2 separate regions of the Homo sapiens genome follow, and region 2 is linked to region 1. A link is a contact called in ENCODE Hi-C or POLR2A ChIA-PET data. All regions are on one chromosome and are shown on one strand. The core of a region is the stretch at or near the end of the contact, and the rest is flanking DNA. Distances in the headings are between cores, read along the strand shown. Region 1 has its middle 75 kb from the start of LINC01991. Region 2 holds the start of LPP-AS1 (LPP antisense RNA 1).

The links. Hi-C counts contacts between places; a loop is a spot of excess contacts on that map. ChIA-PET counts read pairs that join two places held with the same protein, here RNA polymerase II (POLR2A). Pooled maps may share reads with other maps.
Region 2: a map of sigmoid colon shows a loop between it and region 1 (2.2-fold over the local background). The contact joins the promoter of LPP-AS1 here to the enhancer-like site in region 1. A Hi-C loop is called at or near these places in 3 of 168 maps with a recorded cell type or tissue (adrenal gland, aorta and sigmoid colon) and 7 of 50 pooled maps. POLR2A ChIA-PET finds 5 or more read pairs at or near these places in 1 of 52 experiments (OCI-LY7).

The regions. Positions count from the first base shown.
Region 1 is chr3:188,048,529-188,054,427 of GRCh38, forward strand. No RefSeq gene overlaps it. Among named protein-coding and RNA genes, the nearest start is that of LINC01991, 75 kb to the left of the region's middle. RefSeq lists an enhancer at 3,667-4,639. Within about 2 kb of position 3,768, at least 21 of the 41 ENCODE cell types and tissues checked have a DNase peak (open chromatin) inside an H3K27ac peak, as active enhancers do; they include adrenal gland and sigmoid colon, where a contact is called at or near this core.
Region 2 is chr3:188,564,887-188,570,453 of GRCh38, forward strand. LPP-AS1 (LPP antisense RNA 1) reads right to left here and starts at 3,780. Exons shown (of 2, transcript NR_046623.1): 1 at 3,489-3,780. All of the region lies in intron 6 of LPP (LIM domain containing preferred translocation partner in lipoma), which reads left to right.

The DNA.
Region 1 (5,899 bases), core at 2,518-5,017:
TTATTACCAAATCAAATAAATGGGGTGAATAATGAATGGTTAGGTAAAATTAAAATGAAAAACTGAGGAGATTTGCCAGTGACATTTCTCTGAGTTGGAGACTGAGCTAGCTAGCAGACAATTTGGGTGGTAAATCAAAGGGTCCTGAGAAGAATTTTGCTTCACATAACAGAATGCCAGCCATCATATAAGTCAGTTATTCTGAAATGCAGTCTTAAGAGTTAAGATAATATTTCACTTGGCTGGGCATGGTGGCTCATGCCTGTAATCCCAACACTTTGGGAGGCCGAGGCAGGTGGATCACTTGAAGTCAGAAGTGTGAGACCAGCCCGACAAACATGATGAAACCCCATCTCTACTAAAAATACAAAAATTAGCTGAGTGTGGTGGCGCATGACTGTAATCCCAGTTACTTGGGAAGCTGAGGCAGGAGAATCCCTTGAACCTGGAAGGTGAGGTTGCAGTGAGCCGAGATCACGCCATTGCATTCCTGCCTGGGTGGCAGAGTGAGACTCTGTCTCAAAAAAACAAAAAACAAACAAACAAAAAAAGATAATATCTCATCATAAAATGCTCATATATTCCCTTAAAAGGGAAGAAGTAAATTTATTGTTATCTAATACAAATTCAAAATTAGCCATAACCACAACCTATTGGAAGGACAGGGGAACAACCAGTTTCTCCAGGACTAGAACTGTATCTCTGTGGTCCCAGGGGTCACTGTCTGCATTGTCAAGGAAGAAAAGTTTGGTAGGAAGCAGGATTTGCTACCAAGACGCACATGATCAGCTCCTCAGCTGCAGCGCCCTGTGGCTAGGAGGCAGGGGCCAGGTGTGAAGATCAAGTTCAGGTCCCTCAGAATTCTATTGCTGAACTGGCCATGCTGGGCAGTGGGACAGCAAGACTGGCCAGAACCCAGATCCAGAACACAGACAGGAACTCACTGCTATCCTCCAGAGCACCTTGGATTTGTCTCTGGGACAAAAAGCTATGCCTGCTCTCTTTGCAACAGGAGCCCAAAGCACTCTGCAAAAGCCTCATACTCCCTAGGAATAGTGATGCCTTGATGGAGGCAGGCATCCAAAAGGAAGGGAAAGAAGCCATGGAGGGAAAAGCTGGGGAGGAAGTTACTGCTCTATTATCATCAGGTGTGAGACAAGCACAGGTGTCTAAATAGTGAATGCCTTACAAAGGACAGACTCTTTGAGATAAGATGGCATCCGAGAGCTTTTGCCTTTCAACCCTGGGTGCTTTTTGGAAACCTGCCAGGTCTCCAAGTCCTGAAAAGGGATTGAAGTTTAGGTTTCTTAACCATATCTGAACACAATGACTTGTGCAAGCCTCAAAGTAAAAAGAGAACTGAGCTAACGTGGCCAGTCCTAGTCCTTTCTGGGGAAGGGTCACTCGTTCAAAAAGCAGCCAGCCTCTAAGATGCAGCAGTGCTTGAAATCCTGAGATCTAGGTGGCTGTCTGGAGAGCCAGGCCTCCAGTGCTCAGGAAAGGGCCACAACACCGCCAAAGCTCTGCTGCAGGAAGTGGTACTTTCCTGGCTTCACCAAAGCAGGGCGAAGGATGCCTCTCCCTTCTGCGCCTGATACCAGATCACAGTTGCTGAACCACTGTACCGGTCACATCTCTTTCACGCTTAAAAGCTTTCGGTGGCTCCTGGCTGCCAATCACTTCAATTTCCTCCTCCCTCTGGGATTCAGTGCCCCCAAATGTGGTGCTCAGCCATTCTCCAACCACAGCCCCTCCTCTCCCTGTTGCACTAATCCACTTGTCCATCTCCCCACAGACACCAAGTGAGCCCCAAGATTTCCTGCCACCACGTCCTGCTCAGGCTAGTTCCTCCCCCTGGAAGCCATTTCCCTACAATCTCTCAAAATGTCACTTTTTGGACTTTTAACTTTTCTTCACCCCAAATTCCATCTCTTCTATAAGAGCTTTCCTCATCTACTGCTGTGGACACCTAGTCAAGAGCAATTTCTTTCACCTCAGACATCTCTGTTTTTCTTAGAGCTCATAACTTTCTTTTTTATTTCCTTTCTTTTCTTTCTTTCTTTCCTTCCTTTCTTCCTTCCTTCCTTTTTTCTTTCCTTTTTTTTTCTTTCTTTCCTTTTTTTTGACAAAGTCTCACTCTCTCCCCCAGGCTGGAGCACAGTGGCACAATCTCAGCTCACTACAACCTCTGCCTCCCAGGTTCAGGCAATTCTCCTGCCTCAGCCTCCTGAGTAGCTGGGAGTACAGGTGCCCGCCACCACGCCTGGCTAATTTTTGTATTTTTAGTAGAGACAGGTTTTCACCATGTTGGCTAGGCTGGTCTCAAACTCCTGACCTCAGGTGATCCACCCACCTCAGCCCCCCAAAGTGCTGGGATTACAGTCGTGAGCCACCACACCTGGCCATAACTTTCTTCTTTGTGTTTGGATTATTGTGTGCTCCTTGTAGCTTTGCTCTGGATGGTAAACTCCTTGGAAACGGAAGTTTCCTCTTGCTTTCCATGACTTACTTCTCCTTGTTGGGTTGAGCTGTATGTTTGGGACAGACTAACTTGAGGAACTAAGTCCATGATGACTAGAGGAGCACTGGTTAGCTGAAGGTCTGCCAAGCTTGCTGTAAAAATATTTCAGCTTTAGGTGAGGAGCTGCACTGGCCAACCTGCTTCCTTGTAGCTCCAGGGTTTCATGCACGGGGTCTATGAATAGCCAAAGCAAAAGGCCACACTAAGCATCTTTTCTGCTCCTATCCCCAATCTTGAGTTCAGAAAGATCTGCTAGGGATCAGTGCTTTAAATCATCTCTCCTCACTCCCTGTAGAAAAGCCCTCCTTCCAGGAGCTGACTAATGCTTACTGTCCTTTCCCAAGGAGCACTTTTTTTTTTTTTTTTTAGACAGATTGTTGCTCTGTCACCCAGGCTGGAGTGCAGTGGCGCGATCTGGGCTCACTGCAACCTCTGCCTCCCGAGTTCAAGCAATTCTCCTGCCTCAGCCTCCTGAGTAGCTGGGATTACAGGCACACACTACTACGCCCAACTAATTTTTGTATTTTTAGTAGAGACGGGGTTTCACCATGTTGGTCAGACTGGTCTCCAACTCCTGACCTCGTGATCCACCCTCCTTGGACTCCCAAAGTGCTGGGATTACAGGCGTGAGCCACCGCGCCCACCCCAAGGAGCACTTTCTGTTGCTTTCTGGGCAGGCTGTGTTTTTACCCTGTGCCCATCTCTCTCTCCCTGGCCCTCTGGTCTGCCCGGCACAGGTAAGGAGTCCGAGAGTCACCCTTCTCCTATGAGTATTCCGGTGGCTGCTGCTCTACCCTTGGGAGGTGGAAAAGGCACCAGCACAAGGCTTCCCCCGCCCACTCATCTCAGCTTCTTGCTTTCTGCACTGGGCCGTGTGGGGTGCTGGGAGTTTCGTGATCACAAGGAAAAGAGATGCGGGCGCCAGGCAGGGAAGGAGGACAAAGAGCAATCCCCTTATTCATGCATTCTTCAGGAAAAAGAGAGAATTTGACCTGAGCCTATTTTCCGAATAATTCGGCATCAAACAGCAATGAGGCCTGGGACTTTGCCAAGTCTTTGTTTTGTTTTGTTTTTTTCCTTTCCTCCAATCAGCCCAAGGCAATGGGGAGTGGGAGGGGGTGGAGGGGTGGGGGCTACACGCACACTGGGGCTGAGAGGGAATGCTGAGCCTGCAGAAGTGGCCCATTGACAGCTCCTGCTCACAGCAGAGGGGCGGGTGGCACCCCCAGCCTACCACCACAAGGGCAGCTCTGTCCTGTGGGCACAGGGCTCCATCCCAGCCCCACCGGCTGGGAGAGAACAACATTTCCTTATAAGGCCCCGACCGCTTTGCCAAGGCTGGATGGCTCCAACAGACTGTAGCTTTCCATTCTCCTCGTCAGCTCCAGTGCAGGCCTTGAATGTAGCCCTTGTTGTCAGGCTCCTCCTCTCCTCCACAGCCCCCACCTCACCTACTTCCACTCCCTGCCAGAGCTAGCCCCACTGGCGCAGGATAAACAGCCCAGAGGCCTCTCCCACGCAGGGCCTGCCTCGGTTCAGGCCTGCTGGAGGCAGCACAGGGTAGCAAAAGGAACGTGGGAGTCACAGTTTCGGCTGTCCCTGTGCGAAGGGAAGGCCCTTTTCCTCATCTGGAAGATGGGGCTCTAATGGCCATGGGGTCCAAATTCTTTGCATTGTATTCAAAGTCCTTCCCAGTTAAGCTGCAGGTTAACTTCACTGTTTAACTGCCTTTCCATACCTTGAAGGCCAGATTTCCCCTAGCTCTTCCTGTTTCCCCCAAACGCACCTTGCTCACACAGGCCTCCACTGCTTCGTGCACGTGTTTTTCTCTACCTAGGTATTTATCTGCCTAGGTCACTCATCCTGCAGGCCCCACGGTAGGTATGCCTTCCTCCCCTCCCCAGGAAAAAGGAATCATTGCTTTCACTTCGCTGCTCAACATTTGTTTGCACCTCTCTTACAGCTTTTCTGTTTTGCAATTGCAATGATTTCTTTACCTGCCTGTTTCCTCTATAAGATGATGAGCTCCTCCAGGCTCACATGCTCTCCTCTTTCTTTATGTCCATGAGCTCAACCCACAGTACCAGGCACATAATCCAGCTTCACAAAAGATTGCTGCACAAATGCCTGAGCACACAGTGTTGCGTAAGTTCAAAAGAGACAACTATAGTGCAAATACTTGTAAACTATAAAGTGCTGTTAACCCATGAAATGTAAAACTTTATCTTGCTACCCTCCACTCTAATTCTACTGTTTGTCACACTGTTACAGCCCTTTTCCCTGTCTGACCAGTTCTGTATCCAGAATTCCAGGCTCACTGCAACCCCTCAGGAGGTTAACATCTATCACTAAGCCATTACTCATCTTTAGAATCCCAGTGTTGGGGGCTAAAAGGTATGTATCCGAATGTTGCCATACTAGAGTCCACAGAGGCCCTACAGACATACAGTGGCTAAATGGAGAAGCTGTGAGTCCCACTTTTACTATTTATTCATGCTAGGTTCCCACAGCATTCTGGGGGGAAAAATCTGGTGGCTTTAAAAGTTTGAAGCCCACTGATTAATGCTGTCTCAACATATGACAGTTGAAACAACTGAGCCCCCTAAAAGAAAAGCAGCTTTCCCCACATCTCATGTGTTAGCCACAAACTCAAGACCATACCCGGGATCCCCTACTCTTGCTCACCACAGCCATTGCCCTGCTTAGGGCAGAGTGATGACGGATGCAACTGCGTATCTGTCAAGCCGAATGCTTATGGGTCAGGGATACCTCAAGTTCCAAATAAAGAATTTCAGTCTCTGCCAAAACAAATCTTTCTGAATTGGAGATTCTGCAAAAATATCAGGTTAGGGATTTGCAAGCTCAGCACGGTTAAGTACTATAGTAAGACTGTCCCTCTATTCTCCAGGATCCCAGCAACTGTTTCAAAGAGAAATCTCCTATCCCAAGATAAATTAGCCTGTTCTCCGTCCACATAGGGAAGTTTTTCAGAGATATGTTTGTAAAGCGAAACCCATAGTTGATCATGAACCATGTTCTAACACTATTTGCCACAGAGCCAAATTCAGGATATAAGATGGTTCTGCCTTGGGCTCCATCCAAAAGGCTTAAGTTACATGAATACTAAAAATACTTTATTATAATGAGATTTCTGTGTTAGATGCCTAAGGGCAGACTGTTCAGGAAGCAAAATGAAGCCTAAGTAATACTGGGCAAGGACATAGGAGATGAAGCTCTAGTACCAACTCTGATACTTACTGTGAAACTTAAAGCAAGTCTTTATCGGCCTCGATTTTCTCCACTACAAAATGGGAACGATGATACCTTCACATTCTTTTCCAAAGACAGTAAGAATTAGATCAACTGAGACCATGAAAG
Region 2 (5,567 bases), core at 2,530-5,029, 520 kb after region 1:
TGTTTAGTCTTCTTCTGAACACTAGGATGTTCGTTATATGATGTCCTCCTGCCTCATGGCCTCCTCATCCTACGCCGTGTGTCTCTGGCTTTTGCTCCATTCCATCTCTGCTCCCAGCTTTTCTTTTTCTGTATCCTTACACTGAAAAGCCTGAACCAACAGGACCATTATTTTAGCTGGTTCTTCTCCAGTACACATGGAGGAGGAATTCTTCCTCCAACACAGCTCCTGGGTATCTAGTCTGGTTTGGGTTCAATGTCTGATCCAACTAGCTGTGGCCAGAGTGCAGAATTACCTGTTACAAAACTGTGGCAATGTAGTTATTAAAACAAGCAACTTTTTGAGGGTTTTGCTTAAACAGAGTGGTTGGTGTGGTAGAGACAACATTGTATGTACTTCTCTATCACAGAGAGAAATTTATAAAGTCAAGGCAAACCAAATATCTGAGGCTGGGACTTCACCCCAGATGTTTGCAAGTAAACAAGTTGTGGACCTTAGAGATCCGCTCCTCTCACTTTCTGACTGCCTCTTGCTTTGGTCTGTAGACCAATGTTCCACTAGTATTTAGTTTTCATTCTGGTTTTAAAACGGTTTATCTGTAAACCTGTAATTTAAACTTCTGATAAGCAAAACTAACATAGTAATGAGCCCATTAGAAAGCAATCGTGAGATACTATTAGACTTTGATAACTTTCAAGAAGCTTTATTCTATTTTTGCCCATTCAAAGCTAACATTTTTGGCAGTTTTAAAACTGAACGGGGTTTTTGTTTTTTCCTAAATATGTTTGTCTGATGTATATTATATCTTATTATGGCAAAGAAACTTAAAGTACCAAATAGAATGAAGACATATTTGATATTAAAATAATGAAAAACATTCAATATTTGATAACTTCAGAGAGACTTTGACTAAGCTTCAAGGTTATTTTTATAAACATGTACTACTGGACAATGTATAGAAGTTTCTTAGCTCACAGATTTTCACTTTGGTAGATGAGGACTAATGTGTTTGCCAGAATGTGCACCTCTTCTCTATTTACCGTAAAGAGAGGTGTGGGTAGGAGATTGCACAGTGTCACTTAGGGCTTAGAGGTGAGGGATTTTGGAATAGCTTTTAGTTTAACCTGCGTGTGAGAAAAGAAGGTTTCATCGTGTGGTTAATAGGAATTTTCATATGATAGGAAAAGGATTAACAAGATTTAACTTTATATTCTCAATAACTTCCCAATTAACCAGTGTCTTTGATGAGGAAAAATTTGAAAATTATACAGTTGTGTTTCTTTTCAATCTTCCCTTGCACGATTACAAGACGATGGAAAAGTGCTTACACTTTGATTGCTGTTCCTAATAACCATGTTAGAATTTCACAGGTGATCTGGAATATCATATCTTGACTTTCATATGTGGGAGCAAGAGTCAGCAAACAACCTTTCTGTGCTTAGAGATGATTTTATACATAAAATAATATTGTTTTGAAAATGAACATTGATGGGAACTGTGTCATATTTTCTGTATCATATTTCATGTTAGCTTTATTAGTTAGCTCTCATTACCTCACCAAATAACTCAGATTTAAAAATATGTATCTTAACTGTGATCAGCCTAAGGACTCTATTCGATGATCAAGTCATAGTCAAATCACAGTCTCATCTCTTAATGTGTTCCTTTGATCCTCCTCCCAACTCTCCCTCCAACATTCATACCAAATCCTTGGATGTTTCTGCTTAGTTCAAAAAGCCATGTTCTCTCACTATGTAAATTATACCAAGAATACCACTAATCATATACGAGAAGCTAACAATCTATGCTTGAGTTGTGTGTTTTTTAATATCATGCTTTGGGATATGATGCCAAATTGGATCTCCAATTTGCCTTTAATTAGTCAGCAACACTTATTTAATGCCCACTAAGCTCAGAGCAAGGCTTGGAGGGTGGAGAAGGGGAGTAAGGAGATCGAAAAACAAATACACTATCATTTCCAGAATAGTTACAGTATCTTTATGCATACAGAAAACAGATAAATGAAAGGATTTAGAAAACTTAAAAGCAAAATCCAAATGAGTGCAAATTGGTCTGATACAAACTGAGCTATATAAATGCAAAGAGGATGCAAATTATAAAAACTTGAAGAGTTTAAAATTGCTATCTTTCTACTTTTATTTTCATAATACTTTGCCATGAGAATTCTTAGATCTCAGGACACCATACCCTTCAGTGAGGAAAGTTTACTGGTTCAATTGTATGATTTAGAGAAACAAACCTAATTCTTAGCATTTTATGGGCTTCTGAGAGATGACGCTGTAAAACTTTTTGAGTCTCTGTTAAACTTTTCTCGTCATTAAAGCTTTTATGTAACCTTGAACAAGTTCCTTAACCTCTCTGCGCCTCAACTTCCACATCATTAAAATGGGGATGATAATAGGACCCATCTCATAGGATTGTTAGGACTATTAAATGTATTATACTCTATTACTTGTATCCTATAAAATATCTTTCTCACAGTTTAATTTCTTGAAAATTGAAACACATCCTATGATTGATGTGGTAAGAAACCATTGTAACACATATTAAGTGACACCTGTTGGTTCTTTGTTAGTAGGTTAGTAGGGAAAAAAAAAGATGCAGTTTATAGTCAAAGCCGTGTGTAAAGTGTGTCTAAAGTGCTTAAAACAAAGCCTGTCATACAGTTGGTCTTATAGAATGATGCTGTTATCATCATTGCCTGAATACCATATTTGTGGTATGTAAAATATTTGTCTCCAATTTCACTGGCTTCTGTCCTATGAAGCAGATATACTTATAGTTCCTGGTCTTTGAGTAAATAGAGCCTAGAAGGATTATCAGATATTACACAACTGCCAAATAATGACTTACATCAAACCAAGAGTTTATTCCTCTTCTCATGCATATCAACACCTGTTTAATCTGATCATGTTTTCAAAAACCCACTAGTGATCTATTTATTTCTAGCTATAGCTTTCATCACCTGTATTTGGTGATTTGTTGCTGGCAGAGTCCATACTCATAACACTAAATCTGACTACTGTGATTACAACAGTCTTTCTAAGTTAGATACCACTAATGATATTGATTAGGGAGAAGGCATTCTTTGTGATCCTATTTGCACGATCTCGGGTAATTCACTTACTGGACCCAATTGTTAGTTGTGAAATGTGAATGTTGAAAGCAGTGAATCTTCCAGCTGCTTGATTTGTGATATCACTATCAATTTACCTACTGAGGAGCTTCATATAAATTGGTCATTTGTAGAAAGTAGTTCAGTGGCTGAGAATCTGGCATAATATTTTATTTTTATGAAATTTCAGTAAACATTATTGAGCAACTTGTAGGTTTCAGGCTCCACGATAGGGATGCAAGCATGTAAGACCTCTGTCCAGCAACTGAGAGGTAAAACTACAATGAGAAAGATAGACTGGTAATTCAGATTTATTTTTAAATAATAGCTTTTTGAGATATAATATACTTACCCTTCAATCCACTGACTCTGGTTTTAAAGGAGATGATTAATACATTCACTCAACCGATATTGAGCATCTGATATGTGCCAGAGACTTCCTATGTGCTAGGGTTATGGAGATTGACAATAGTTATACAAAACTGAGCCTGTCACAAAATGTGTATCGACAGACAGTCTTCCATTTGGTGCTATAGACCAGTACTCAGGGTCAGCAGAGGGTACTCTGGAAGCATATTCAGGGACAAAGCAAACCTAGTCTTGGAAGATCTGAGGAAGTTTCCTATGATCATGTCTGTCTCCTGCCATAACACCCTGAATGCATCCGATCTGAACTAAACTGAGGTCTGACAAACTTGTAGGAGTTTGCGAGGTGAGTGGCTTGGGGAAAGTAGAGAGGAAGAAGTTTTTCTGGAAGAGAAAAGAAAATATGCTGTGGCTCTGAGGTGAATCACATATAATGCACAATAGCTTAGTATTGTGATAACATTTGGGACTGTGTGGGCAGACAGTGGCTGCAGGGCCTGAAGGGTGGAGAGGGGGAACTTACGCTTCAGTAGGGGTGTATATGTCTTATTATGAGGTCACAATGAAGATTGAGGTCAGCTAGAGGATGTGACATTCGAGTTGGGTCACAAAGGATGTACAGGAGTTTTTCAAGGCTGACCACAGTCTAGGCAGAAGAAATTGCAATTGTGAAAGGAAGATTTGCGTGAAAGAATGGTGTTTTTGGCTGAGTGAGGAATTTGAAGTATCTGGAAAATGGAGTAAGTGGCACAGAGAAAGAAAACAGCCAAATAATAATAATAATAATAATAAATTGGTGAGGGTTCGGAGAGCCGCTTACAATTGGATTCGGTGCAATGCAATGACTTTATATGTTCTGTACCTTGTCCTTGTAGGCAGTTGCAGGCACTAGGGACAGGAGTCTGGGGGGAAGACAGGAGCATTGAAAGTTTGAGGAAAAAATGAGAAGCATGCTTTAGAAAGATAATCTGAATATACTTGAATTGGAGGGGCCCTGGATTGTGAATGAAAATTAGAAGTATGTCATCTGTATTGTGTAGGATAGTGCTTATCTACAAAGAATTTTATGTAGAATTCCCCATCAGATTAACCCTTTGCAGCAATAGCCAATTATTTCTGATATTAAAAATTATAATTAAATAAAAGATATGGATTGGTAACTAAACATTTATTGAGAAGTTACTGTATCACTTCCACAAATCAATTCACTTATTTTTCTTAGTAATCCAATGATGTAGCCTGTCATTTCTCCCATTTTTCAGCAGAGGAAATTGTGGCCCAGAAGGTTGTATGTAACTCATCGAGGCACTAAGTGGCAGAGGTCATGTTTCAGCCTCGGCCATCTGGCTCCAAAGCCTAAATGTATGAATTGGCCACTAAAGGCACAACTGAAAATACTAACAGTCCCTGTGTTAGTGAAGAGGGATATTTGGCAAAAAGTTTTTATTTTGCTTTTTTACAATTCAGTGATTTGTAATTTATTTACAGAGTCATGCAATCATTACCTCAATTTAATTTTAGAACATTTAAAAAGTCCATGCTCATTTGCTTCCCATTCTCACTCTAACCCTAGATAACCTCAAATCTACTTTAGTGGTAGTCAGTTTGTATGAATGGCAACTTCAGTTTAATGGCTTTTTTTTTTTTTGAGTAGTCACAATCTGATAGCCTTAATCACTAATTCAGGAGAATAACATTGTTTGACCATATCATTTCTAACTTCTGCATGCAATTAGTGTACTCTATTCATAATTTGATGCAGAGAAGGGTAAAAGTGACAGGCCTTGTGGCAGTCATTGGTCAAAGGCATATGAGTAAGACTGCCTGAGACCCTACCCTGGAGTTCTGTCTTGCAGGTAAGGCACATAGACAAACTATTAAGCAATATTGGAGAAAGAAATTATTGTAGAAATCCTGATGTTTTTGGTGAATGGCTTATGTTAAACTTCTCTCTCCTGGAAGTCATTGAATTGTTTTTAAAAACTTAGTATGTATGAAGCATTTGGAATGCTTGGCATTTTGAGAATAAAATCCACATCAATTTAAAATAAAATAAAACTCCCCA